2 separate regions of the Homo sapiens genome follow, and region 2 is linked to region 1. Evidence: read pairs that join two places in POLR2A ChIA-PET (ENCODE). Cell type or tissue: OCI-LY7. All regions are shown on one strand. Each heading gives the region's core, and the rest is flanking DNA. Links, peaks and the distances in the headings are about the cores only. Region 1 has its middle 53 kb from the start of ACTR2. Region 2 overlaps SPRED2 (sprouty related EVH1 domain containing 2).

Region 1 (16,298 bases), core at 6,053-10,052:
ATAACTTAAAGAGTGTAACTGGATTGTTTGTAACTCAAAGGATGAATGCTTGAAGGGATGGATACCCCATTCTCTATGATGTGCTTATTTCACATTGCACGCCTGTGTCAAAACATCTCAGGCCAGGCGCCGTGGTTCACACCTGCAATCCAAGCACTTTGGGAGAGTCCAAGGTGGGCGCATCACCACAGCTCAGGAGTTTGAGACCAGCCTGGCTAACATGGCAAAGCCCCATTTCCACAAAAAAAACAAACAAACAAAAAAAAAATTAACCGGGCACAGTGGCATGAACCTGTTAATCCCAGCTACTCAGGAGACTGAGGCAGGAGAATTGCTTGAGCCCAGGAGGTGGAGGTTGCAGTGAGCTGAGATCGTGCCACTGCACTCCAGCCACTGCCCTCAGTGACGGAGTGAAACCTTGCCTCAAAAAAAGACAAAAAAAAAAAAAAAAAAAACCTATGACATCCTTGCATTTCATGAGTCTGCTCTTTTATATTTGGCTCAAGATTTGTTTAAATAAATCTCAAATCTGTTTCTTATTTTCAGTTGGTTTCATTGTACAGTAAACTCCCTACTGTACTGAAATTCTTTTCAGTAAAATTTATAATCAGAAATGCTCAATACATAGAGCAAGCAACCAGCACAGTATGAGTAAATTAATCATTTCGGGGCAAGACGTTTCTTCCATTTAAGTTTCTCTCTATAGGCCAGGCGCAGCGGCCCGCGCCTGTAATCCCAGCTCTTTGGGAGGCTGAAGGGGGTGGATCACTTGAGGTCAGGAGTTCGAGACCAGCCTGGCCAACATGGTGAAACCTCGTCTCTACTAAAAATATAAAATTAGCTGGGTGTGGTGGTGCAGGCCTGTATGTAATCCCAGCTACTAGGGAGGCTGAGGCAGGAGAATCGTTTGAACCTGGGAGGCAGAGGTTGAAATGAGCTGGGATCACGCCACTGCACTCCAGCCTGGGCGACAGAATGAGAGTCCATCTCAAAAAAAAAAAGTTTCTCTCTATGGAATGGTCTTCTAAATTACTGGGCTTTTCAAGTAACTCCTTTCAAGTTATTTTCAGGATCATTGTGTTCTAATTATTGATGATTTACATTTGTAGTGAGTTTAGGCTAGGGGAACATCTGAAAGTCATGTGGGGCATGAGAGTTCTTTGTTGTCTGGGACTCTCCGACACATTGCAGGACATCTAGCTTCCTCCCCATCCCCAAATGCCAACGGCAGAGTCAACAAAAAAAGCACACCTGCCAATTTTCAAAACACCCCCTTTGGGCCACCACAGCTCTTGCTAAGTGCTTCAAGCTTACGTGACCACACCCCAGATGTGGAGGCTGCCCCCCAAGACCACATTGCCAAGGCGCTCACTTTGGGTGGACACAGACTCTTTGAGCGGATGCAGACTCGTTCCCTCCCAAGGGATGGCAAATGGGGCACAATATAGGTATTTCTATTATCTCCTCTACTATTATTTCTACTACTTCTAACTTCTATGCAATTTTGATTTGCCATAAATCACTTAATGAAGTCCTCAATGTATGGTATTAGCAAGCAAAATAGGTAAGGTTTGTTGAGTTCCCTGCGTGTCAGACCCTGGGTGTTGGGTCTATTATTTCATTCAAATCTCACAATAACCCTATGAGGTAGATACTATTATTAGCCCCCATTTTATAGATGAGAAGACTGAGGCGAGAAGACAGAGAGGAGAATTTAGGGAAGTTGTCCAAAATGGGCCAAATAGTGAGCGGCAGAATCAGGATTTGAACCCACGCTCCTACTCTACTTGCCATATTGCTTCCCCAGAACTGGCTTCTTTGGATTAAATTTAAGGAAAAGATGTAAATGGTAGCAAAACATATTTTATAAAAATTTTATTTATACCCAAAGTTTATCTGAACTCAGTATACATTCAGCACAGTCCCCATACCACCTGTCCTACAGCCCGGTGTATTTGGAGAGGATGGAGTGGAGGAAGGGTTGTTTGGAATCTTGCCTTTGAGGCCCTGAAAGATACCCCATTATGAAAGAAATACTGAGCTAAATTTACCAAACCCAAAATGGCAAATCGGTTTCATTTCCAGTGTCAGCTTTGACTGATTGGTCATGGCTGCCTAGAGGTGAGATGGATTTTTATGGCAAGTTGGAGGTCAGTGTCTTCATCAATTAGTAATGTCTGCCCTGTCAAGGGAAGAGAGCATGTGGTGGCCCCCATGTTATGAATTTATTGTCCCTGCTTCCCTAGACAGGAGGTTGGAATTTTACACATTAGGAAAGATTTCAAAAATAGAAATAAAAATGAAAAGGAATTTTTGGTGGCAAATTAGTAAATACTAAATTCATCAGAAAACTTAGCTCCTCTGAATATCCTTCTCATGTAGTCATAGAAACTTTAAGGTAGGAAGGACCTTCAAGATTATTTAAACTTTTTCACTTTAGAAGAGTTTTCAAAAATAGGAATAGAAACAAAAAGGAATTTCTGGTGGTGAATTCTAAGTTCATCAGAAAACTCAGTTCCTCAGAATATTCCATTCATGGATTCATAGAAACTTAAATCTAGCAAGGTTATTTAAGATTATTTAGGTCTGTGGTTCTCACATTTGGTTAAGATCAGAATCCTCTGGGGGAATTTTTGAAAAATTCTGATACCTGTGTTCTGATTCAAGTGGTCTGGGGATGGGTCCAGGAATTAGAATGTTTCAAAAAATTTCCCTAATGATTCTAATGCACAGCCCAGATGGAGAACTACAGATCTGGTCAAAACCCCTCATTTTACAGATGAGAAAATGGAGACTTAGAGAAGATTGGTGGTTTTCCCAGGGACACACAGTGAATCGGCAGCAAGGCAGATTCTGCCTCACATCCCTTGCTTTTGGTCAGGGGATGGGGTGAAGCCCTGAGACCTTGATTTTGCAAAGAGCTCTAGGGCACGGGCAGTCTCATAGTCTGTGTCTCCTTGGCTATTTTCCTCACAGCTGACTCTCAAGCTGCACATGAAGACGCCTTTCAAGATGACACTTTTGTTGCTGCCTCCAGCCCCTGCTCCTGCCATTTCCAAAGAGGCCCTCTGTTGCATATCTTGTTTCTCATGCCTCCTGCCATAGGTTACATTGTATGATTCGCTTATCTTTGATGTCCCTTCATGGCACTAGAAACAATAGTAAGAGATCAACAAACCACTGTCCTCAATTTTGGAGTTTAAAGTAACTTTAAAAGTACAAAGTTGGGGTGCAGTGGTGTTACCTGAGTCCCAACAACTTGAGAGGCTGAGGCAGGAGGATTGCCTGAGGCCAGGAATTCAGGGCTGCAGTGAGCTATGATGGCACCTGTGACTAGCCACTGCACTCCAGCCTGGGCAATATAGCAAGATCCCATCTCTATTTTTAAAAAGCACAAAGTTAAAGTAACTTTAAAAAGCAGAGGAGAAGGCCCAGATCGGTGGCTCACACCTGTAATCCCAGCACTTTGGGAGGCCAAGGCAGGTGTATCGCTTGAGGTTAGAGACCAGCCTGGCCAACATGGTGAAATTCCATCTCTACTAAAAATATCAAAATTAGCCAGGCATGGTGACAGGTGCCTGTAACCCCAGCTACTCAGGAGAATCGCTTAAACTGAGGAGGCAGAAGTTGCAGTGAGCCGAGATCACGCCACTGCACTCCAGCCTGGGCAACAGAGTGAGACTCCATCTCAAAAAAAAAAAAAAAAAAAGCAAAGGAGAATGAGAAGCACACTCACATTGTAGAATGTCTCCTGTGAGTCAAGTATCTTACATGTTTACTTATATTTCCAACACTGGGAGGAAATATTATTATTATCCCATTTCACAGAAAAGGAACGGTGGCTCTGAGAAGTTAGAGAATTCGTCCAGGTCGCACAGCTAGAGAATGGCTGAGTGAGGACTGTTTGAGCTGGTTCTCACTACAGTCCTCTGTAGCCTCCATTAATATGGTATGTCCCATTCCCTTAAAAGACAAGAGTATATGGCTGGGCACGGTGGCTCACACCTGTAATCCCATCGCTTTGGGAGGCCAAGGCAGGTGGATTGCCTGAGGTCAGGAGTTTGAGACCAGCCTGGCCAACATGGTGAAACTCCGTCTCTACTAAAAATACAAAAATTAGCTGGGCGTGGTTGTGCACACCTGTAATCTCAGCTATTTAGGAGGCTGAGGCAGGAGAATCGCTTGAACCAGGGAGGCAGAAGTTGCAGGGAGCTGAGATGGTGCCACTACACTCCAGCCTGAGTGACAGGGCGAGACTCCATCTCAAAAAACATACAAACAAACAAACAAAAAAACAAGAGTTTATCACCCCACAGCTTGCTTATGAATTGCAAGGACGAAAATATGGTAACTCGGCAATGAAGAAACGTGACCACACATTGACCAGGTGACTAAAATGAGCATTAACAGATGGACATTGCTCAACATCACCATCCAGTTTTGTGGCCAGAGCTACCTAACCTGAGCCTAATCACAAGAAAACATCAGAGGAACCCAAATTGTGCTATGAAATAGTTGGCATCTCTTCTTCAAACATTTCACTGTCATAAAAGACAAAGAAAGGCTGAGGAACTGTTCCAGAGTGACAAAAACAAAAGGAATATACCTAAATGTATGTGATGCCGGATTTGATTCTGCAAAGGATAGGGAAACTGCTTTGAGGCCCTAATGGGACGATTGACAAAAGTGGAATATGGAGTGTAGAACATAAAAAAATTGCATCCATGTTAAATTTGCCGAATTTGGTAACTGTGGTTATGTAAGTGAATATCCTTGTTCTTAGGAAATATACACTGAGGTATTAAAAGGTAACAGGGCATGATGTCTCAAGCTACTCTCAAATGGTTCAGAAAAAACTAAATATTGTTTCAATTTTTTTTTTTTTTTTGAGACGGAGTCTCGCTCTGTTGCCCAGGCTGGAGTGCAGTGGCGCGATCTCGGCTCACTGCAACCTCTGCCTCGTGGGTTCACGCCATTCTCCTGTCTCAGCCTCCTGAGTAGCTGGGCCTACAGGTGCCCGCCACCACACCTGGCTAATTTTTGTATCTTTAGTAGAGATGGGGTTTCACCGTGTTAGCCAGGATGGTCTCGATCTCCTGACCTTGTGATCAACCTGCCTCGACCTCCCAAAGTGCTGGGATTACAGGCGTGAGCCACCGCGCCTGGCTGCTTCAATATTTTTTACAGCAACCCTCAAATAGCTAAGCCCATATCAGGTAATGGATTTAAAATATTTGTTGATTATTTAATTTTTAATTAATTTTTTTTTTTTACTCAGTCTATGTCACTCTGGCTGGAGTGCAGTGTCGTGATCTCGGCTCACTGCAGCCTCCACCTCCCAGGTTCAAGTGATTCTCATGCCTCAGCCTCCCTAGTAGCTGGGATTACAGATGCACACCACACCCAGCTAATTTTTGTATTTTCAGTATAGATGGGGTTTCACCATGTTGTCCAGGCTGGTCTCGAACTCCTGGACTCAAGTGACCCACCTGCTTCGGCCTCCCAAAATGCTGGGATTACAGGTTTGAGCCACGGCGCCCGCCTATTTAATCATTTTTTAATTTTTTTGGGCTTTTCCCTGCAATATACTTTTTTATTTTTCTGGCACCTTGATCTTGGACTTGTTGATTTATTAAATAATTCCACATTCTCCTGAGATCAAGGAAAATACTTTTCAGAGTGGCTTTCTTGGTGTCTAACATTTCTGCTTTATTGCAGCGAAGACACAAATAAAATCCTGATCCTTTACCAGCCCCCTCCTCACCCCACCCTCAGCTCCTCTAAGAAAGGGGAAAACCCTAGTGTGAATTTACTTTACATCATTACCATTTATAAATTCTTTCATCTTTCCTGGAAGTTTATTTGGGATTTCATTAATCTTACCGTATTCATGGGGTGCAAAAGCAAACTCGGCAGGATATAGCTGAGCACACTGTCTGCTCTTTTCACCTTCTGCTCCCATGGAAATCTTAAGTCAGAATCTCATTCCACTGGATGAAGGGACTGAACAAATAGATGGCACCTCTCTTTTGAGAAAGCTGACTTTAATTTGATAAATATTGAGCTCCTGCTACATATGGCACATAGAGCTCTTACCTTGGACATGTGAGAGAAGAAACACACTCTATATTGCTGAACTAAATGTTTTGGAACTATCCAGTGTCTTTCATTGCCAAGCACTGGCTTCCTTAAGACAGAATTGCATCCCAGCCAGATATTGTCAGGATTTACCTATATTAGTCAGGGTCTTAGCTGCAAGCAACAAACCCTACCCTGCCCTGGATGATTTAAGCAGAAATAAACTAGTAAAGAATATGTAGGAGTTCACAGAATCTCCAGGTTGCCGCAGAGTCCAGCTGGAGGACACCCAGTCATGACCAAGGCCCAACCATGCTGTGGGCCTTCAGCAGTGACTCCTACCACCTCCCCTCCTGGACATCGTCTCTGCCACTCACACCCCTGACACTGGGCACTGAATACCAAGTGCCTTGCCCAGCTCTGCTTCAAAACCCCAGGCCTGTGGTGACCCCTGGCTAGGAAACAATTCCTCTGGGTAGCTGCTTCTGGAGTGGGAGTGTCTAACGGGCAGATCTTTGCTACAAGAAAAGCTAGAAGGGTGAGTTGTGGACTTCTGCCTCAGGGAAGCAAGATTTGTAATGTAGAAAAATCCCTAATCATGGGAAGAGAATTCAAACCATGGTTGGTGGCCACAAGTCATGACCAATGTCCACTAATAACCTCCCAGTTTCTAGGTTTTCTTTGCATTCATTAGTCTAATGTATTTGTCAGTTATAGTTTTAGTCTTCTCTCTCCTCCTATCTGCTGTTGTTTGGCATTCTACAGCTTATTCTTATATTAAAAACATCGATAATCCTTGAATCTTAGTTCTAAAGCAAACCCTTGAGGAAGGGAGTGTGAGTGATGACAATTCCTAGCACCTGGAAACCTGCTGTTGACAAAGGAGGAAACAGGCAGGGCCCAGAAATGTGAAATTTCACCATAGCTACTACAGCTGTCCTACTGGCTAGGACCCAGATTTCCCAGAATGTGCTTTGCATAGTGCTAATAGGCGGTGGGCCACAGAGGGAGGGTGTGAGGAAGAGGGGAAGAGAGAGAGGAGGGGGAGGGGGAGGGGAGGTAAAAAAGTGGAGAGGGAGAGGGAGGGAGGAAGAGTGGGGGAAGAAAGAGAAAGGAAAAGGGAAAGAGGGACAGAGAGGGAGAGGGAGGGATATGGACGGAGTGAAGGAGGGGGAGAGAGAGAGAAAGGAAAGACACACACACAGAGACAGAGAAAGGGGGAGAGAGAGAGAGAGAAACAGAAAGAGATCCCTTGCTGAATAAAGTCGGCTGGGTTTTCTCCCTGCAGGACATCTCTGAGACTTTAGTATGCTGCAGGGAAGGTTTCTGCAGCATTTCTCTAACTCTTTAAACCACAAAGCACACTTGGGATATAGGGCATTTAGCTGGGACTCACAGAATACTCTTGGGGAAATATCATAGTACTCTGTGTTCTTACACGTTAGAACTCTGAAGAACACTTCAGATTTGAAACTCAGTGATTTTCATGCAAATACAAGTAATTTTTTTTTTTTTTTTCTGAGACAGAGTTTTGCTCTTGTTGCCCAGGCTGGAGTGCAGTGGTGCAACCTCAGCTCACTACAACCTCCACCTCCTGGGTTCAAGTGATTCCCCTTCCTCAGCCTCCCAAGTAGCTGGGACTACAGGCGTGCACCACCACACCCGGCTAATTTTTTGTATTTTTAGTAGAGACAGGGTTTCATCATGTTGGCCAGGCTGGTCTCGAACTCCTGACCTCAGGTGATCCGCCCACCTCGGCCTCCCAAAGTGCTGGGATTACAGGCATGAGACACCACACCTGGCCGGCCAAATACAAGTAATTTTAAATGTCACTTTTGAGGGCTACTTTATTATTTTTTTGAAACAGAATCTGGCTCTGATGCCTGGACTGGACTGCAGTGGCAGAATCTCGGCTCACGGCAACCTCCACCCCCACGACTCAAGCCATTCTCCCACCACAGCGTCCCAAGTAGCTCAGAGTACAGGCGCACAGTACAATGCCTGCTGAATTTTTGTATTTTTTGTAAAGATGGGGTTTCGCTGTCTCGCCCAGGCTGGTCTCGAACTCCTGAGCTCAAAAGATCCACACAACTCGGCATCCCAAAGTGCTGGGATTACAGGCATGAGCCACGGGCATGAGTCGAGGGCTGCTTTCTAAATTTATTTTATTTTATTTTATTTTGAGACGGACTTTCGCTCTTGTTGCCCAGGCTGGAGTGCAATGGTGCAAATCTCGGCTCACTGCAACCTCCGCCTCCTGGGTTCAAGCAATTCTCCTGACTCAGCCTCCCGAGTAGCTGGGATTACAGGCATCTGCCACCAAGCCCGGCTAACTTTGTATTTTTAGTAGAGATGGGGTTTCTCCATGTTGGTCAGGCTGGTCTCAAACTCCGGACCTCGGGTGATCTGCCCGCCTCGGCCTCCCAAAGTGCTGGGATTACAGGCGTGAGCCACTGCACCCAGTCGAGGGCTACTTTAAAAAGGGAAGGAGGGAACCGTACTCCAGTGCCTTTCCAGTTCTCTAACTTGAGAACGGAACGCCTTGGGAAGTTGCTTTACCCCATCACCGTTTGACTTAGGAAGTGCAACTTGAAATCTTTAAACAACAGAGCCCCCTTACAGGTAAGCTTTATGGTCAAATGATTGTAACTAACACAAGATAAAATAATGTTATCCAGTGAGGAAAAAAGATTTGTCTCCTAGGAAGTCAATTTAATACATACGAAATTACAAATGTGCTTATTTTGCGCAAACTGTAACATTGTCATGAACTGATATTTTTTTTTTTTTTTGAGACGGAGTCTCGCTCTGTCACCTAGGCTGGAGTGCAGTGGCGCAATCCCGGCTCACTGCAAGCTCTACCTCTCGGGTTCACGCCATTCTCCTGCCTCAGCCTCCCGAGTAGCTAGGACTACAGGCGCCCGCCACTATGCCCGGCTATTTTTGTGTATCTTTTAGTAGAGACGGGGTTTCACTGTGTTAGCCAGGATGGTCTCGATCTCCTGACCTCGTGATCAGCCCGCCTCGGCCTCCCAAAGTGCTGGGATTACAGGTGTGAGACACCGCGCCCGGCCATGAACTGATTTTTTAAAAAATCATCACCAAGTTAAACCTGACAGATCTTCTCCAAACTAATTTAACACATATACATGACAAAACCTGCAAAAAAAAATCCTTGGCTCCCACAGGAGCTGGCCCCCAAGCCCTTCACAAGAACAGCTGCACAAGGCTAACACTTCCAACTACGGCATACAATTTGGCTTAGTAATCCTTGGTGCATTTGATATTGAGATATTTAGCAGCCTACTAAAATGCCCGCCACTCCTACTTTTTAAAGGTATTTGTTTGGTTCCGTCTAAATGACCATTAAGATACTGAGAAAACCCATCTTTGAGGTTTGGGAAGCCCTGACAAATCTTTTTTATTTTAAAAACATTGAATTGTGCCAGGCGCGGTGGCTTACGCCTGTAATCCTAGCACTTTGGGAGGCTGAGGCAGGCAGATTACTGAGGTCAGGAGTTCAACACGAGCCTGGCCAACATGGTGAAACCCCGTCTCTACTAAAAATACAAAAAAAAAGTTAGCAAAAATACAAAAAAAAGGCGCAGTGGTGCGTGCCTGTAATCCCAGCTACTCGGGAGGCTGAGGCAGGAGAATCGCTTGAACCCAGGAGGCGGAGGTTGCAGTGAGCTGAGATCACATCACTGCACTCCAGCCTGGGCTACAGACCGAGACTTTGTCTCAAAATACAAACAAACGAACGAACAAAAAACTCGTTGAATTGTGAAGGTTGCCATGCAGCAACCAGTCCAGTTACTCTAAAATACTGCCTTACTCAAGAGAGGCTTTCATAGTTATCAGTATATTCACTTCTTTTAAACCACATTTTCTTAAAAAGTGAATTATTTTCCACGAGATTATCAAACTGTTGAATCTTGTCATGGGAAACTAAAGGCAAATTAGCAATGATCTTATGGTAAAACTTGCTAGATATATTTTTCCTTTTTTTTTTTTTTTGCATGTGAGACTGAGAACAGATACTATTTTAAAACAATTTATATGTCGGCCTTGATGTGTCTAAACATCCAGAAACAATAAGAGGACTCTGTTTCCAGGACTCTTTAAAACCAAGCCAGTCGCCCCACTCTTCAGTTGCTTTGTTCTTGGTATTCCCATTCCATGTGAAAACATTTAATCCAGGTCCTAACCCTCAACTATCCCATGAGTATGTGAATTACAGATTCTTGCACATCTGAAGTACTTTCTTGTGGCTTTTTGGGGTTTTGCTTTGTTTTGTTTATCCTACACAACTTCCTTCCTTCCTTCCTACACTCAGCTCCCCAGGGCTTTTAGAGATAGGCTAACCACTAATCATGTCCTCTTGCTGCAGTGGGACAGGAGACCCAGATCCAGGCTCCTCCCTCTGCTCCTGGCTCGAGGAGGATGTAAGCAATAATGGCCATCTCAAACAACACTGCTATTCACAGCATGGAGATCTGGGAAACATCCTTGAATTCAGATAGTGAAATTAGCTGCTTTTAAAGTAACACACAGCTGTTCTGCATGGAAGCGTTGTTACCGTCTCCCAGGCGGTAACTTGCATGTTTTAGCCTCTACGGTCGGCCTCCCATTAGGTGGTCCCCTCTGAAGACAGCTGGTCTGAGAGCTAGCTCATGTAGTCGCCATTCTCAGAACGTTCCCAAAACACAGGACAAGTTCTTAGCAGATGTAGGTGATTCAAATGCTTCCCCTCCCCAAGTGTTCTTCTCAAGGGCCACTTGGATTCCAGGGGCCACTGCTAACCTTAGTAACTGTCATTCTTTCCATTTCTTGCCTTCCTCTTGCAAGTGGAGAGTTTATAAACTCCACTGACTCATTTATGAAGCTCTGAGCCAAATCCGGGGCCTTGGACCACAGTGTACACCTGCTGGTCAAAAATTAAACCTACCAAGGGGAAAAAAGCCTCAACTGATCACTCCTAAAAGTGGGACAAGCTCCTCTGGATCCAAATGCCTGTAGCCAACACTCCTTTCACTCGTTCACTCCCAGAGCTTCCACTTAAGTTTCTTCATGGAAATGGTTTGCTATCAACAGAAGAGCAAGCCCTTGTGGGCACTTCATATCAAAGCACTTTTCAAATGGCACTTGGGACGCCAACCACTCCAGGCTTGGGGCACTTGACTCACTGAGTTAAATTAAGGCACACAAAGGACAAGTGCTTTTCCCAAGGCCTGTGATGAGGCGCAGGGTCAAGACAGCCTCCTAAACTGATCAAGGCTTTGAAATAGGACAGGGCTCAATGACCACCACACAGAGCCATCAATGGGTGTTGGAAAAGCAACGGTTGTATAGTCAGGAAGATGCTTGAGCCCCACTCTGGCTCTACAGCTTCTTAGCTCTGAGTCTTTGTTCTTGTTACTTTACCTCTTAAGTCTCAGTCTCCTCATCTACAAAGTGGTGATAATTCCTACTTGCATTAAGTGAGAATGCTGGCAAATGCTTAAGGTACAGTGCCTGGCACTTCACAGACACTCATAAATGGTGACCTTACAGCTTTGTCGTGTCCTCGCTGTTGTTCTCATTGCTTCCTTTTTAGCTCTCTTAATTAACGTAGGGTCTGAAGACCATGGTTGGCTCTGCCCGCAGAAAGTCAAGGAACTTTAAAAGTTCAATAAACACGTTTGAGATGCATTCTTGTTCTCCAAAAGGCAGTAAACCAAGGCAGAAAAATGCACCCCTTTTCCAAAAGGGATTTGAAACAAAGCCCTTTGGAAGCAGATGAGACTGGTAGCATGTTCCTTTGTGAGCAAGATTAGGCACAAGAATGAAGCAAGCCAGCAGTTTTCTCAAGGTATACAGTGGCACCCTGGAGAGTAAGCCCGAAGAGTCTCAAGAGTCCCCAGGCGGAAAAGCCTTTGCCTTCATTCTCTTAGGAAACTCCTAATTAAGTGAAACCTTCTGTACAAACATACCAAGATTTTTTATTAATATCATTTAGTCTGTAGCTTAATTCTTACAAAATTTCCCTGGTTTCTGATTCACATTTTTCTAAGTGCAAAAGACCCCTTCCTAAGAGTGTCACCTCAATTTCTGGAAGTGGAGCCAGGTATCTGCATTGTCACTAGCTCAAGAGAGTCTCAGGCACCCCAAAGTTTGAGAATCACTGGCCCGAGTGTTGCTAGAAATGCTCGGAGAAGGGGCGAAGGTGGGAAAAAATGGAGCACCTACGGAGACTCGGAATTCACAGTCTAAATGGAAATCGTTTACACTGATATTGTCACAAATCCAAGCTATCTGGGGTGAATGGTTTCCTGATTTTTTCTCCATAAATCAATGTGGATATTCTTGGCAAGCTCTGCTCCTCTGCAGGGTGGGCAGCTGTGAGTCAAGCTGCCTCCTCTTCTCTTGACCTTGTCTTCCTGCTTTTTGCAGATGCAATTCTTTCCCTGTCTGCCTCACAGCTAATTATTTCAGCAGACAAGCTCAGAGCCTGAAGAAAACAGGGTGTATTCTTGAAAGTAGTAACTGTACTGAAATTTAGTGGGAAAAGTTTCTCCTTTAGCCCTATCTTCTGAATAAAATCAGCTAGTGGTGTGAGCTGCCATTTGGTTTAGGTTGACAGTTAGCAAATCATGCCTTCTGAGTTTAAGGTACTCTTTAGTATTCTATTTTATCCTAACAGTTCAGGGAACTTGGGAGCAGCAAAGGTTTTTGCGATCTGGGCCAAAGTCACAAGTTTTCTAGTTTCAATGGTGGGGATGGGGGTGGAAGAACCATAAATCCAATCCTCTTTAGACTCTTAAAACATGGAATTTCATTACATAAATCATTCTCTTCACGTATTTGTTCAAAAGTGCAACAAAACAAAGCTTTCATTTAGGATATTCAAGGAAGCCTGTCTTACTGTTATTAAAGCACCTGAGGGAGGATTTGTGTTGGCTCACACCACAAATCTTAGCTTCTTTTGAATGGTATGAACAGAAAAAAAATGTTTAAGGCATAAAAGAGTTGCTATGAAATGGAAATGATGAAGATCATTTTCATGCAACACTAAGACTGGTCGGATTAACCAAAAGAAATCAACATAAAGTTGTCATACCATTTAAAAAATAGTAGCTTAAAGTCAGAAGATAGTTTTCCTCACACCACCTATACCTTGTGTTTCAAAAACACAAATGGTGAACACTGGCACTCCCCAAATCCACATTATGAACTGCATTCTGTATTAGGGGACCATGTCAGTTTTGATATCATAAGAAACATAATTATAGCAGTCATTAATGTGTGGACTGTTGGTCACCATAAACAATTCAATACTTCCACTTTTGAACAAGTTGCATCCAAAAGTTCATTTGTCAGTTGCATAGAACTTGAAATACATACATGCTCTCTAAAAGTAAAGCTACATCTGGTAGGTTGGTTTCTTGGCCTGATTATAAATCACTTTCATGTATCAAGCAGCTAAACTTGTAGCATTAGCTGTACTAGCTTGAGTTCAGGAAGCTGGAACACTGCAAGTCGGAAGCGAGGAGAAAGGAATGTTGAAATGAGCAGTTTGCTTTGGTTATTTTACCACTTCCAGCACTCAACTCTCATCTACCAAGGTGAGCTTGCCCTAAAAAGTGAGCTTGCTCTAAAAACTGAATTTCCTCAGGAACCTACCAATTTTCTCCAATGCACTCCTTAGGCCAAAGTTACAGACCTTCCTTTCACTTACATCACAAAGAGCTGCTAATCTCCCCTAGGCGTCAGTGTGAGTCTCTGGATTTCCTTTTAATACAAATGGATGTGTAAATGACTGATGGTGCTTTAACCATCCCAGAACTGGCCTTTTTAATGAAAAGGTGTTTATCATCCATTTGAACTGAAGATCCATTTGGGGGAGGTGGAGCAGAGGTCAGCACACTGGCAAAAGATGGTCTCTAAGTGGTTCCGGCTTCCCAGGGCTGCTTCCTGTGTCACTTCTGAACCCATCTGCTAAAAGCCCTAGTTTTCCCCAGGAAGAGGAGGAAAGAAGGGCATTGCAGGTGTGGGCCCAGGAGAGTGGTTCATACTTTGAAGCCTGACTGTCCTCTTAGCCCCTAAAACAGGAGTATGAGAGTTGTGGGGGAAGAGTTGGAAAACAAGCAAACCCTCAGGCTCCATTCGGTGGTCCAGAGTGGGGCTCAAGGAAGCCTGCTTTTTTTTTTTTTTTTTTTTTTTTAAGATGGAGTCTCGCTCTGTCACCCAGGCTGGAGTGCAGTGGCTGATCCCAGCTCACTGTAACCTCCACCTCCTGGGTTCAAGCCATTCTCCTGCCTCAGCCTCCTGAGTAGGAATAGTTGGAATTACAGGCGACCGCCACCATGCCCGGTTTGTACTTTTAGTAGAGACAGGGTTTTGTCGTGTTGATCAGGCTGGTCTCGAACTCCTGACCTCAGGTGATCCCCCACTGCCTTGGCCTCCCAAAGTGCTGGGATTACAGGCGTGAGCCACCGCGCCCCGCCTAAGAGCCTGCATTTTTAACAAAAGGAACATGTGATTCTGACCCCATACTGAAAAAGACATTTGAAGGACAAGTAATTTGTTTTAAAAATACAGATAATCATACTTTAGCTACATCACTTCCTGTGGGATGTTTTCATTTTAGAGACTCCTTTAGAATTCCAAGTTGTGTAAGCAGGGAACTTAGAGGTTGAATATTATCTGCTTGAATTCCACCTAAACTACTAAGTAAAAGCAAAACAAAGAGGACAGCCTCCTTAATTGATTCTTTGAATCAAGGTCCTTTAAATTGTCACCATAGTTTAGGTTCCACTCCTTCCTAATAGCTCTTAAATAAAAATTAATTAATGCCAGAAGCTTTCAAATGTAGATCTAAGTTAGCAGGGAAAAAAAAAACACATCTGGAGGTAAATTGTAGGTTTCCAATAAAGGGGTCAAATGTGTATTATCAATTTAACAACTGAGCCTCATTTAGGCCCAAATTTCTTACTCTTCAAACACTAAGTTGTCACAAAATATAAAAATATAAGAATATATACATGTAAACATAAGAAAATATGAAAATATAAGAATTAACAACTCAGGAAACCCTTAGATTTTTATATATTATTATTATTGAGATGGAGTCTCGCTCTGTTGCCCAGGCTGGAGTGCAGTGGCATGATGTTGGCTCACTGCAGCCTCTGTCTCCTGGGTTTAAGCAATTCTCCTGCCTCAGCCTCCTGAGTAGCTGGGATTACAGGTATGCGCCACCACACCTAATTTTTTGTATTTTTAGTGGAGACAGGTTTTGCTATGTTGGCCAGGCTGGTCTCAAACTCCTGACCTCAAGTGATCCGCCTGCCTCGACCTCCCAAATTGTTGGGATTACACAATGCCCAGCAAGATTTGGTTTTCTAAAGTAAAATAGATCGCTTAATTTTCTTGTGCACAGACACCTCGAAAAAAATCTCAACCCCTACAGAACATCAAGGCACTCACATAAACATACTCATTTAAAATGATCCAATTAATATTGTGGCAGACTTTTAGAATTTCCCTAATTTCTTAAAACCTCCTTTGATATTAATGCATTTGCATTCACATTTTTATGATTACATTTTCTGTTTTTTGAGATGGAGTTTCACTCTTGTTGCCCAGGCTGCAGTGCAATGGCACAATTTCGGCTCACCACAACCTCTGCCTCCCGGGTTCAAGCGATTCTCCTGCCTCAGCTTCCCAAGTAGCTGGGATTACGGACTTGTGCCACCACACCTGGCTAATCTTGTATTTTTTAATAGAGACGGGGTTTCTGCATGTCGGTCAGGCTGGTCTCGAACTCCGACCTCAGGTTACTGGCCCCCCTCAGCCTCCCAAAGTGGTGAGATTACAGGCCTGAGCCACCGTGCCCGGTCGTAATTACACTTTTATGCACAAAAAGTATAATTTTAAAAATCCTTATCCTTGAGAGTTGAGGCCCTTTTTCAAACCCATATTTAAGGAAGAACAAATATTTTACTCACTGGAGTTTTCTTTTTACCGATTTTTTAAAGCATTCATCAGGCAAAAGCTCCACTTGCTGTGAATGGCAAAGGGTACAGTTCTTAAAGGCTACCCTGGGCATAAGAATCACTCTGTAATACCTTTGTGATTGCTTTCTGCACTTGCCAAACCCAAACCTTTCAACTGGTCCATGAAAATCTACTCAACATTCTCTAATTCTTCTATTCCTACGTCAAATGTTTCATGGAAAATTA
Region 2 (11,424 bases), core at 7,226-11,225, 110 kb before region 1:
AAAAATGTCTATCCCAGATGGGCGTAGTGGCTCACGCATGTAATCCCAGCATTTTAGGAGGCCAAGGTGGGGGGATTGCTTGAGCCCAGGAGTTCAAGACCAGCCTGGGAAACTCCACTTATACACAAAGTTTTAAAAAAATTATCCAGGTGCAGTGGCACACGCCTGTAGTCCCAGCTACTCAGGAGGCCGAGGCAGGAGGATCACTTGAGCTCAAGAGTTCGAGGCTGCAGTGAGCTTTGATGCATGCACCACTGCACTCCAGCCTGGGCAACAGAGTGAGACCCTGTCTTTTAAAGGAAATGGATGTCTATCTGATCTTATTCTAAATGTTGACTCTACTATCCGTAACCCCTTCTGGAAATATTTAATAGTTGTCTCCTTAGGAGGCTGTTGTTTGGTTTGCACATGGTTAATGTAGTACTGCCGAGTTTATAGCCGGTCCTGAGCTTGGACGTTTCAGCATTCACTGTGGACCTTTAGTGAAGTCTGAAGCTTTGTATTTGGCTGGCTTTTGGGAATGTATTTTGGCTTTTGGATGTAAATCAAATGTTATTAGTTCAGTGTTGGCTGAAAGATTGTGCCGATAAATTCTTTGGCAGAAGTGTAAAATGCCCCAAACATAGATTCATTTATATTTCTCAATTCAACCAAATGTGCTCATCATTGTGTAACCCTTTTTTGGTTAATAATGAAGCAAATCTTCTGTAGTCTTGCAACATTAAAACCCTAATTATGATTTTCTGCATGTCTGTACCATGCCTATTGATTTTAAAAATTTCTGAATTATCAGAGGATTTCTTCAGACACAGCTCTTTATGGAATTATATTAATCCAATTCAGGCAATTACATAGGTGTGAGTTTAACTTCTAGTTTGTTTTGAGATGCTGTGATTCCATATGAGCTCTGATAGGAATTCCTATGCCTTCACTATGCCTGCTTTAGGCTCTAGAGCACCCCAGGGGCTCAATCCTACCCCCTTCTCCTTTCCCTCTGCAGGCCTGCCTGGATGGAATCTAGTCCTATGACTTCACATCCCATCTGTGTGCAGATGACTCTCAGATTGATTTCTCCAGCCTGGCCATTCTCAGAACTCCAGAGTTATATCAGTATCTCCATATGGTTGTCTAACAGGCATCTAAACTTAAATATCCAAAAGAGAACTTCTCATCCCCTACAGTGGGCAGCCCGCTTACCCGGCCTTTCCTGACTTGACAGATGGCACCACCCTTCACTCAGTGATCCAGATCCCCAATAGCATTATTTTGTTTTTGGTTTTTTTTTTTTTTTTTTTTTTTTTTTGAGACAGAGTCTCACTCTGTCTCCCAGGCTGGAGTGCAGTGGCCAGATCTCAGCTCAATGAAACCTTCGCCTCCCGGGCTCAAGTGATTCTCGTGCCTCAGGCTCCCGAGTAGCTGTGATTACAGGTGCATGCCACCACGCCCAGCTAATTTTTTGTATTTTTAGTAGAGATGGGGTTTTGCCATGTTGCCCAGGCTGCTTTCAAACTCCTGGCCTCCCTGCACAGACAAGCCTGTATGAAATACCTGATCCTCCTGGTGATGAAACCTGTGTTCCTTTAGAATTACCTAAGACAAATTAACAGGTGTGTGTGTGTGTGTGTGTGTGTGTGTGTGTGTGTGCGCGCGCGCGCTAATATTCTGATCGTTTTACAATTTATAATCTGAGTAGTGTAGATGTTAGCATATAGTTAACTAAAATATTGACCAACTGTTAGTAGTAAATACTTCCTTTTTTATTTATTTATTTATTTATTTTTTGAGACAGAGTCTGGCTCTGTCGCCCAGGCTGGAGTGCAGTGGTGCGATCTTGGCTCACTGCAAGCTCCACCTCCTGGGTTCATGCCATTCTCCTGCCTCAGCCTCCCGAGTGGCTGGGACTACAGGCGCGCCCGCCACCATGCCCGGCTAATTTTTTTGTATTTTTTTAGTAGAGACGGGGTTTCACCGTGTTAGCCAGGATGGTCTCAATCTCCTGGCCTCATGATCTGCCCGCCTCAGCCTCCCAAAGTGCTGGGATTACAGGCGTGAGCCACCGCGCCTGGCCAATACCTTCTTGAGCTCTCACTACTTATAAGTCTTTGTACTTGATGCTACCAGGAAAAAAAAAATGGTATGAGACATGGCAACTAACTGTAAATCTGTTTGTAAACATTTGATATGCATGTGAGTCACCTGGGGGGGTCTTCTTGCTAAGCTGCAAGTTCCCATTCAGCAGGCTTCTGGTAAACTGAACAAGTGTATATATCTCTGCTTCCTCCCAAAACTGTAAAATGGAAATAAGGGGCTGGGCGCAGTGGCTCACACCTGTAATCTCAGCACTTTGGGAGGCTGAGGCGGGTGGATCACTTGAGGTCAGGAGTTCAAGACCAGCCTGGCCAACGTGGTGAAACCACGTCTCTACTAAGAAATAAAAAAAAAAAAAAATTGCCAGGCGTGGTGTGGTACGTCTGTAGTTCCAGCTATTCAGGAGGTAGAGGCAGAAGAATCACTTGAACCTGGGAGGCAGAGGTTGCAGTGAACCAAGATCACACCACTGCATACCAGCCTAGGCGACAGAGTGAGACTCTGTCTCAAAAAAACTAATAAAAATTTTAAAATGATGATAAGGAATAAAAACAGTATAAGCCCAGAAACTTCCCAGAGAAATACCAACCAAATCTTGTAAGATGGAAGGCCAGCGTGTGAATTTAGTAGAGCAGAGAACGCTAGAACTGAACTGCCTTCCAGGGTGGGTGGCGCAAAGCTGAAGGTGGGATAGCTGGAGTTTTTGCTGCAGAATCCTGAATTCTGGATTCCAGATTCAGGACTGAACCAGAAACAGGACGTGAAAGGACCTTCCATCAGAGCAAGAAAGGAAAAGGAGAGAGAGAACACCAAAGAATCTAGGAAATAGGGACGAACACAGAACAGAAAGGAAGGGAAGAACCCCCATACCCCAGCCCACACACTGAGGCCCTGAGCACAGTCGGCCTAGATGGAACATGGGGCCACCACTAAAGACCTTACTCATGTAACCAAATGCCACCTGTACCCCAGTAACCTATGAGGATAAAAAAGATGGGGGATGAGGGCCAACGGTCCCAGAAGGGATGGCATCAAGCAAAAATGCTTTTGATCCTATTGAGAGAATAGTTTTTCAGTTTCTCTGACAACTTGTTTTTTTCTGGCCCTATTTGTGGATGAAACAATAATTCACACATAGAAAACTAAGCAAAAGTAAACAGGGAGGCAATATTTAATATAGGAATAAAGCAGAAAGTTATAAGAAAGAAAATATAACCATGGACTATTCCAGGGTTGGCCCTGAATATTTATATAATCATAAGTTTTATCACCAAATCTTGACTTAGTTAAAAGTGTCATATAACTATTTAAGAAGGATTGAGGGGGAGGATTGTGGAGGGACCAGAATAATATAAGAGCTAAACCTCAGAAAACTAATAGGTAATCACTGAATTTGATGTCAGAAGGATTGAGTATCAGTAACTTCATTGGAGAAGAGTTTATACCTGTGTATACCCTGCAGTGCTGAGACTAGCTCAGGTACTTTGTTGGGGGTTTTTGTTTTTTTGTTTTTTAATTTTTATATTTCAATAGGTTTTGGGGGAACAGGTGGTGTTTGGTTACATGAATAAGTTCTTTAGTGGTATTTTCTGAGATTTTGGTACACCCATCACCTGAGCAATATACAGTGTACCCAATGTGTAATCTTTTATCCTTTGCCATCCCCACCCTTTCCCCCAAGTCCCCAAAGTCCAATGTATGATTCTTATGCCTTTGTGTCCTCATAGCTTAGCTCCCACATATGAGTGAGAATATATGATGTTTGGTTTTCCATTCCTGAGTTACTTCACTTAGAATAATAGTTTCCAGTTAAGGCCAGGCGCAGTGGCTCACGCCTGTAATCCCAGCACTTTGGGAGGCCGAGGCAGGCAGATCACAAACTCAGGAGTTCGAGACCAGCCTCGCCAACATGGTGAAACCCCGTCTCTACTAAAAATACAAAAATTAGCCAGGCGTGGTGGCGTGCACCTGTAGTTCCAGCTACTAGGGAGGCTGAGGCAGAAGAATCACTTGAACCCGGGAGGCAGAGGTTGCAGTGAGCTGAGATCGCACCACTGCACTCCAGCCTGGGCGACAGAGAGATTCCCTCTCAAAAAAAAAAAAAAAAAAAGAATAATAGTTTCCAGTTCTATCCAGGTTGCTGCAAATGCCATTATTTTGTTCGTTTTTATGACTGAGTAGTAGTATTCCATGGTGTATATATATACACCTTTTTTTTTTTTTTGAGACAGATTTTCGCTCTTGTTGACCAGGCTGGAGTGCAATGGCGTGATCTCGGCTCACCGCAACCTCTGCCTCCAGCTTCAAGCGATTCTCCTACCTCAGCCTCCCAAGTAGCTGGGACTACAGGCGCCCGCCACCACACCCGGCTTATTTTTTAAGAGAGACAGGGTTTCACCGTGTTAGCCAGGATGGTCTCGATCTCCTGACCTCGTGATCCGCCCACCTTGGCCTCACAAAATGCTGGGATTACAGGCATGAGCCACCGCGCCCAGCTATACCACATTTTCTCTATCCACTTGTTGGTTGATAGGCATTTGGGGTGGTTCCATATTTTTGCAGTTGCGCATTGTGCTTCTATAAACATGAATGTGAAAGTATCTTCTTCATATAATGACTTCTTTTCCCAGTAGTGGGATTGCTGGACCAAATGGCAGTTCTGCTTTTAGTTCTTTAAGGAATCTCCACACTGTTTTCCATAGTGGTTGTATTAGTTTACATTCCCACCAACAGTGTAAAAGTGTTCCCTTTTCAGCACATCCACACCAACATCTATTATTTTTGGATCTTTTGATTATGGCCATTCTTGCAGGAGTGAGGTGGTATCTCATTGTGGTTTTGATTTGCATTGCCCTGATAATTAGTGATGTTGAGTATTTCTCCATATGCTTGTTGGCCATTTGTATATCTTCTTTTGAGAATTGTTCATTCACGTCCTTAGCCCACTTTTTGATGGGATTTTTTTTTTCTCGCTGAGTTCTTATAGATTCTGGATATTAGTCCTCTGTTGGATGTATAGATTGTGAAGATTTTCTCCCACTCTGCGGGTTGTCTGCTAACTGTGCTGATTGTTTCTTTTGCTGTGCAGAAGCTTTTTAAGTTTAAGTCCCATATATCTTTGTTTTTGTTGCATTTGCTTTGGGGTTCTTGGTCATGAAGTCTTTGCCTAAGCCAATGTCTAGAAGGGTTTTTCCAACGTTATCTTCTAAAATCTTTTTGGTTTCAAGCCTTAGATTTAAGTCTTTGGTCCATCTTGAGTTGATTTTTGTATAAGATGAGAGATGAGGATCCAGTTTCATTCTCTACATGTGGCTTGCCAATTATCCCAGTACCATTTGTTGAATAGGGTGTTCTTTTTCTGCTTTAAGTTTTTGTTTGCTTTGTCAAAGATCAGTTGTCTGCAAGTATTTGGTTTTATTTCTTGGTTCTCTATTCTGTTCCATTGGTCTATGTGCCTATTTTTATACCACTACCATGCTGTTTGGGTGACTATGGCCTTACAGTATAGTTTGGAATCAGGTAATAGGTTGCCTCCAGATTTGTTCTTTTTGCTTAGTCTTGCTTAGGCTATGCAGGCTCTTTTTTGATTGCATGTGAATTTTAGGATTTTTTTTTCTAGTTCTGTGAAGAATAATGGTGGTATTTTGATGGGAATTGCATTGAATTTGTAGATTGCTTTTGGCAGTATGGTCATTTTCACAATATCGATTCTACTCATCCATGTAGCTCAGGTACTTTGGAGTGGGGGATATGTCTAAAGGAGTCTAGCTAAGATGAGGCTCCTGTCTTCAGGAAGTGGGCAATCTATTTAGAAAGGCCTGGGTCTGTGGATTATACATATGTTACCTTGTATTGTGAGTAAAGGGCAAAAAAAAAAAAAAAAAGTGATGCTAGAAACAGATTGTAGAAATGTGAAGGGTCAGGTTGGGACATTCTGCCCACAGCTGGGCAGGGTTGGACCTAGTGATGGACCAAGAAATTATCTTGGTTTAGGTAGTTGTGAAAAGCTTGACAGAAGAGAAAGGAATTGAGCTTTGCTTTGAGTGATTAGTAGGGTTTAGGTAAAAAGGAAAAAGAGAGACATGTCATAAGCCACAACCCATTCTGGTTGCCAGTGAGAAAAGTTAACCCTGCTCATTTGTTCAGGATGGGGGCGGTGAGGGCTGGGTTTATTACTTGGCGCTGTCTGTGGCTAACTTGTGACAGGCCTGAGTCATTTTCAGGGTACTCAGGAGTAAATACTGTGATAGGGGTCTCAGAGGCCAGGCCATGCAGATGCATAAGCCTGGTGCCAAGATGTAGTGTGTATCTGTTTCTTTATCAAAATTTTTCTACTTTGGTATTTCATTCAAAACAAGGAGAGAAAAGTCAAATCTTTTTCCTTTTCCCTTTTCTGATGGCTATGACTGAATTTTTTTTTTTCATGAACGATTCTTGTGTTCTTATTTAAAAGAAGAATTTGGCATATGGCAGACCTCCTCAAGCTATCTTTAGTTGGTTGTGGGGTGTAAGTGATTAAGAATGCAGCTGTACTTGCTACCAGCACATGCTTTTAAGGAGATTGCTAAGCAGACAGGCCTGGTTAGAAGTTTAGAATAGCCTCTTGGAAACAAAGATCTAATTTTTCAAGTGCATGGTATACAAGAGTCCCTCCCTTCAGGACTGAAGCACTGAGGGCTGTTTGCATCAGAGCAGGGTGACTTATTTGTTTAAAATGGCAACACCCTTGGCTCTGGGGAGGCGGCCATGCTTCACTTGGAGGAGACAGGGGAAGCTGGCTTCACTTCACTTTGTATAGTTTGGCTTCACTGCTCCTTTGGAATAAAAAAATTCTTTACTTCTCTAGTATGTCCCAGGACAAACCCATCTCTGTCCTGTTGCTCAGTTATACTACAGTGCTGGTTCCGTAGTCTTCAAAGCTTGGAACTCCCTCTTGCCTTTGCTCCAAAAATTTGTTCTTTCACTCAGCAAATATTTACCAAGTTTCTGCTATATGCAGGACCGTGTGGAGAACTCAAAGATGAATCAGACGTGGGGCCTGTCCACAAATGTTGTCAGTCAAGTGTAGGACATAGGGCAAGCACACGGGAGCTTTTGCTGTTGTGTCCAAGAATAGCATGATGCGCCGTAGGTATTTGGTGGGGGAAGGAAATTAGTGGGTGGGTTTCAAGTAAACCCACATGGAGAAGGTGACATTTGAGTTGAGCCTTGAAGGACAGGTTTATCTGTGCAGAGAGGGAAGTTTTAGGCAGAGATATAGCACAAAAGTTAGAAAACAAAACCAAAACAGGTGGAAGAGAGGAAGAGTAATCAACCTTTAACTGCGTTGCCATGCCCTTGACTGAGGCCTCACCCACATTATCCCATCTAATCCTCCTCATAAGAAAACTTTTTTCCTCATAAGAAAACTAAGGCCTGCAGCATTAAAATAACTTGCCCGAGAAGGCTCATAAGTGGTTAGAGTGGAGATTTGAACCCAAGACAGTTCAATTCCAGATTTGAACTGAGCAGGCTTTAGCCAGAGCAAAAGATATTTGAAGAGAAAAAGGAGTAATTTGAAGAGATAAAGTTTAGGAAAAAAAAGTGACTTGAGGCAGATGGAAAAAAGGACCCTGAGTCCTGAGCTAATTACTCTGTAAGCAGCAGGGAGCAATTGAAGGTTTTTAATGGAGTGTGACGTGGCCACAGCAGGACTTCCAGCAGTAACTGCAAAAATATTTGATATTTGAGTTCATTACTGTGTGCTGGACACTATCCCAGGTGCCCGATACCCCTAACCTGTTTTAATTCTCATAACTGCCCTATGAGATAGGTGCTGTTGATGCCCACTTCTACCCATAAGGAAACCGAGTACACATTTAGAGACCTTAAATGACTTTTTAGAAGTGGATCGAATATGATGTGCAAGATGAATTGAGGTCAGAGGCAGAGGTAAGTCAAGACACTACAGGAAGCCATGAGAGACAGGTGATGCGGGGTGTGGTAGAAAGGAATGGATGAGTGTGAGGGAGTTGGGGTTCAGCTGAATGGATGAGTGTGAGGGAGGTGGGGTTCAGTTGGGGCAGAGGCTTCTAACTTCCACTGCGTAGGGTACTGCCGTGGTGAGAACCCTGGAGAGAAGGGGAAGGGGGAAAGTCCTCTTCTTTTTCAACCCCACACACAGACTTGAAGGTCAGGTTGGGACACTCTGCCCATTCAGCTGGGGCTGAAGACAGGTATCAGGGCTGGACCTAGTGATAGACAAAATCCGTGGAGGGTTAACGTTGGTAAGGGAAGAGTGTGTGGAGGCCAGGAGCCGGGGCCACGGAGCGAGAAGTGCTGGAGATCGTGGAACACTTAGATCCGAGGCCCAGTGGAATGACAGGGGTCAGGCAGGGACACGGGGATGAACAGTCAGTGGGCTGGATACCTCGGGCGGAGTTACCTTGGGTGATGGAGAGGTACACCCAAGGTTACTGGGGATGGCAAATCCTGGCCACCGGATATCTCTTGTACCCTTGCTACTAGAATCAACCCCAACCCACAGCAGTCTTCTATTTTCCTCGGTCAGAAAATAGATAAAAATCACTACAATTAGCATACATTTGCCTAAGAAAAAGACAGAAGTAGCATAATGTGAAAATGCAGTTGTTGTTGTTTTATTTTCTCTTCATATAAAAATGAAAAAGCCTTTTAGCCAGCACTTGAATATCTAGTCCTTTGCATTCAACCCTCCCTGCGCCTCACTGTGATCGGAAGCGGACTTCAGTGTCCCGGGAAATAGAAATAGTAAGCAAAACCCCTCATGGCTCCTAGCAATCTTCGTACCGTAGCAGAAAAGCAAGGAGGCCTGGGACTGAGGTGCACACACAGGGGACAAAGCCCTGTCCTGATGGGTGTTTGTAAGCACCAGGGAGGGGGCAGGGCACGTGTTTGTTCTTCTCTAAGTTCCAGTGGTCCGATGAATGTTGGATCTAGCGTCTGTGAAACCTGTTGTCATAAAGTATGTGTTCCTCAGTTAGATTTGACCCAGAGGCCTTTCTCATTCTCAGTTTTTGTGTTCATTGAGGCTGCTTTTAAATGGAAGGTCCATTAAGCCCTTGTTCCTGTCCATTCACAGCTGCCTCTATCCGAGTGGTCTGTGCAGGGCGCCAGCAGCCACCCTGATGGAGGGCAGGTCTCTAAAAGCAGCATCCTTTGCCAGGCACCTGAGAATTTTAAAGTGAGGATGCATCTGTGGCATCATCTTCCTAAACCAAATGATGTGTAATTGCATAGTTGTTGAACTGTGTGGTTGGTCTATTTCTAGCAGAGTAGCTACCTGAGAGGAAATGAGAATTTAAATTGTTTGCTGGACTTTAAAAAATTTACATATGAGGGAGACATCTCATCCAGAGATGCACTGGGCACAGGGAAAGCTTTTTTTTTCAAGTAGCAGCTGCTATTCATTGAAATGTTACAATTTTCCTGCCTTAGTATTTCACACGTCCTTATACTCCTCATAACATTTTTTGCTTGTGTAGTTTTAGCCCCATTTCAGAAATGAGGAACCCAGGTTCAGAAGGTTTAGAAGCTTGCTCAAGACCCCCCAGCTATTAGGTGCCAGAGCTGCAACTGGAATGCAGCTTTGACTCCATTGTGGGTTTCTGTTCCATTATCAAGAGTAGCCTGACAGTTGGCAATAACAATGACTGAATGAATGAATAAATGAATTCTCCAAAGAAAATAGTTCATGTTTCCCTAGTATGAGGGAATACTTGAGATAGTTGTTTTGAGAAGGGGGCCACAGACCAGGAGACACCAATAAGTCTTTCTCATTTCTGGTAAATCGCTTTATAATGACCGTTATTATAAAGTGTAAAAACAACAACAACAAAAAATAATAGGCGCAGTGGTTCACACCTATAATCCTAGCACTTTGGGAGGCAGAGGCGGGCGGATCATTTGAGGTCAGGAGTTCGAGACCAGCCTGGCCAACATGATGAAACCCTGTCTCTACTAAAAACACAAAAATTAGCCGGGCGGTAGTGGCACGTGCCTGTGTAGTCACAGCTACTCGGGAGGCTGAGGCAGGAGAATCACTTGAACCCGGGAGGTGAAGGTTGCAGTGAGCCGAGATTGTGCCACTGCACTCCAGCCTGGGAGACAGAGCCAGACTCCATCTCAAAAAAAAGAAAAAAAAAAAAAAGCCTTATGATTAATCACTAAACAGGTATTGCATAAAATAGCAATTTTCAGCTCTGGATTTTGGGGAAGGGAGTAGAGGCTGGAAATGTAGGTGGAGAGTCAGGCTGGGGAGAGATGCCACATTCGCAACATTGGGTTTTTTACAATAGTACTGCATCTATCTCTGTGCAGGAGTCTAAAAGTGGTTGGAAGCTACATTTAGGATTATTTAAAATAACATACTGCCTTATTTTTATCTCTGTAGCAACAACTTTTTGTAAGAAAAATAGCTAGTTCCATGATCTTTTGCCTTTTGAAAAGGAGAGATCTATTTTAAACTCTTTGCAGGCTCCTCGAAGTTCCTTTTCTTGCTGTTGAGTAGCAGGTAGAATCTCTAGTTCATGGAGGTCTGACGGATCCATGGTCCCGTGCTGGTCCATGTGCTGCCCTCTGCTTCCGTCCCTCATCCTTGCCACTCTCAACAGTCTTCCCCGACAACCCTTAGGAAGACAAGGGCTTGGAGGAGGGGGAGGACTGAGTGTCCCTGGCATGTTCTGATTAATCCTATTCATTGTCAAGTACAGCTTTTTAATGAACTGATTCATTACTGAGAGTAGGTCTCATGCAAATCCCTAGTTTGTATCCTGTGGATTTAATTTCTAACAATTTCCTCATTTCAACACAACTCCATTGTACCATGGGCTTTGTGATTTTGTTCTAATATAGAGCTTGACCTCACATTTTAAGACTATAAGATGAATACTAAAAAAACGAAATCCTTAAAATAAAAAATAAACTAGAAGAACATGTAGGTGGATATTCAACTCCTCTCTAAAGGAAGAAGGGTTGTCCACACATAAAAGTTTTGGAAGAGACTGGGTTTAGTGGCTCACGCCTGTAATCTTAGCACTTTGGGAGGCTGAGGTAGGAGGATCACTTGAGCCCAAGAGTTCGAGACCAGCCTGGGCAACATAATGATACCCTGTCTCTACAAAAATTAAAATTAGCCAGGCATGGTAATGCACACCTGTTGTCACCTGTGGTTGGGAGGCTGAGTGGGAGGATCGCTTGAGCCCAGAAGGTTGAGGCTTCAGGGAGCCATGATTGCACCACTGCACTCCAGTGTAGGTGACAGAGCAAGACCCTGTCTCCAAAAAAAAAAAAAAAAAAAAAGAAATTCTGGAAGAAATG

The links. ChIA-PET counts read pairs that join two places held together with the same protein. Peaks named below come from ENCODE experiments on the same cell type or tissue, not always from the same donor. Only the 100,000 strongest peaks of a DNase experiment are listed, where the experiment ranks them.
Region 2: POLR2A ChIA-PET joins it to region 1 with 5 read pairs; 6 of 35 experiments call an interaction of 5 or more read pairs at or near these places.

The regions. Positions count from the first base shown.
Region 1 is chr2:65,272,974-65,289,271 of GRCh38, reverse strand. No RefSeq gene overlaps it. Among named protein-coding and RNA genes, the nearest start is that of ACTR2, 53 kb to the right of the region's middle. RefSeq lists an enhancer at 13,512-14,179. In OCI-LY7, for the core only: no CTCF peak of the experiment used is centred there; no DNase peak of the experiment used is centred there.
Region 2 is chr2:65,392,158-65,403,581 of GRCh38, reverse strand. All of the region lies in intron 1 of SPRED2 (sprouty related EVH1 domain containing 2), which reads left to right. Among named protein-coding and RNA genes, the nearest start is that of SPRED2, 35 kb to the left of the region's middle. In OCI-LY7, for the core only: no CTCF peak of the experiment used is centred there; a DNase peak (open chromatin) is centred at 9,321; H3K4me3 peaks cover 3,731 bases; H3K27ac peaks cover 4,000 bases.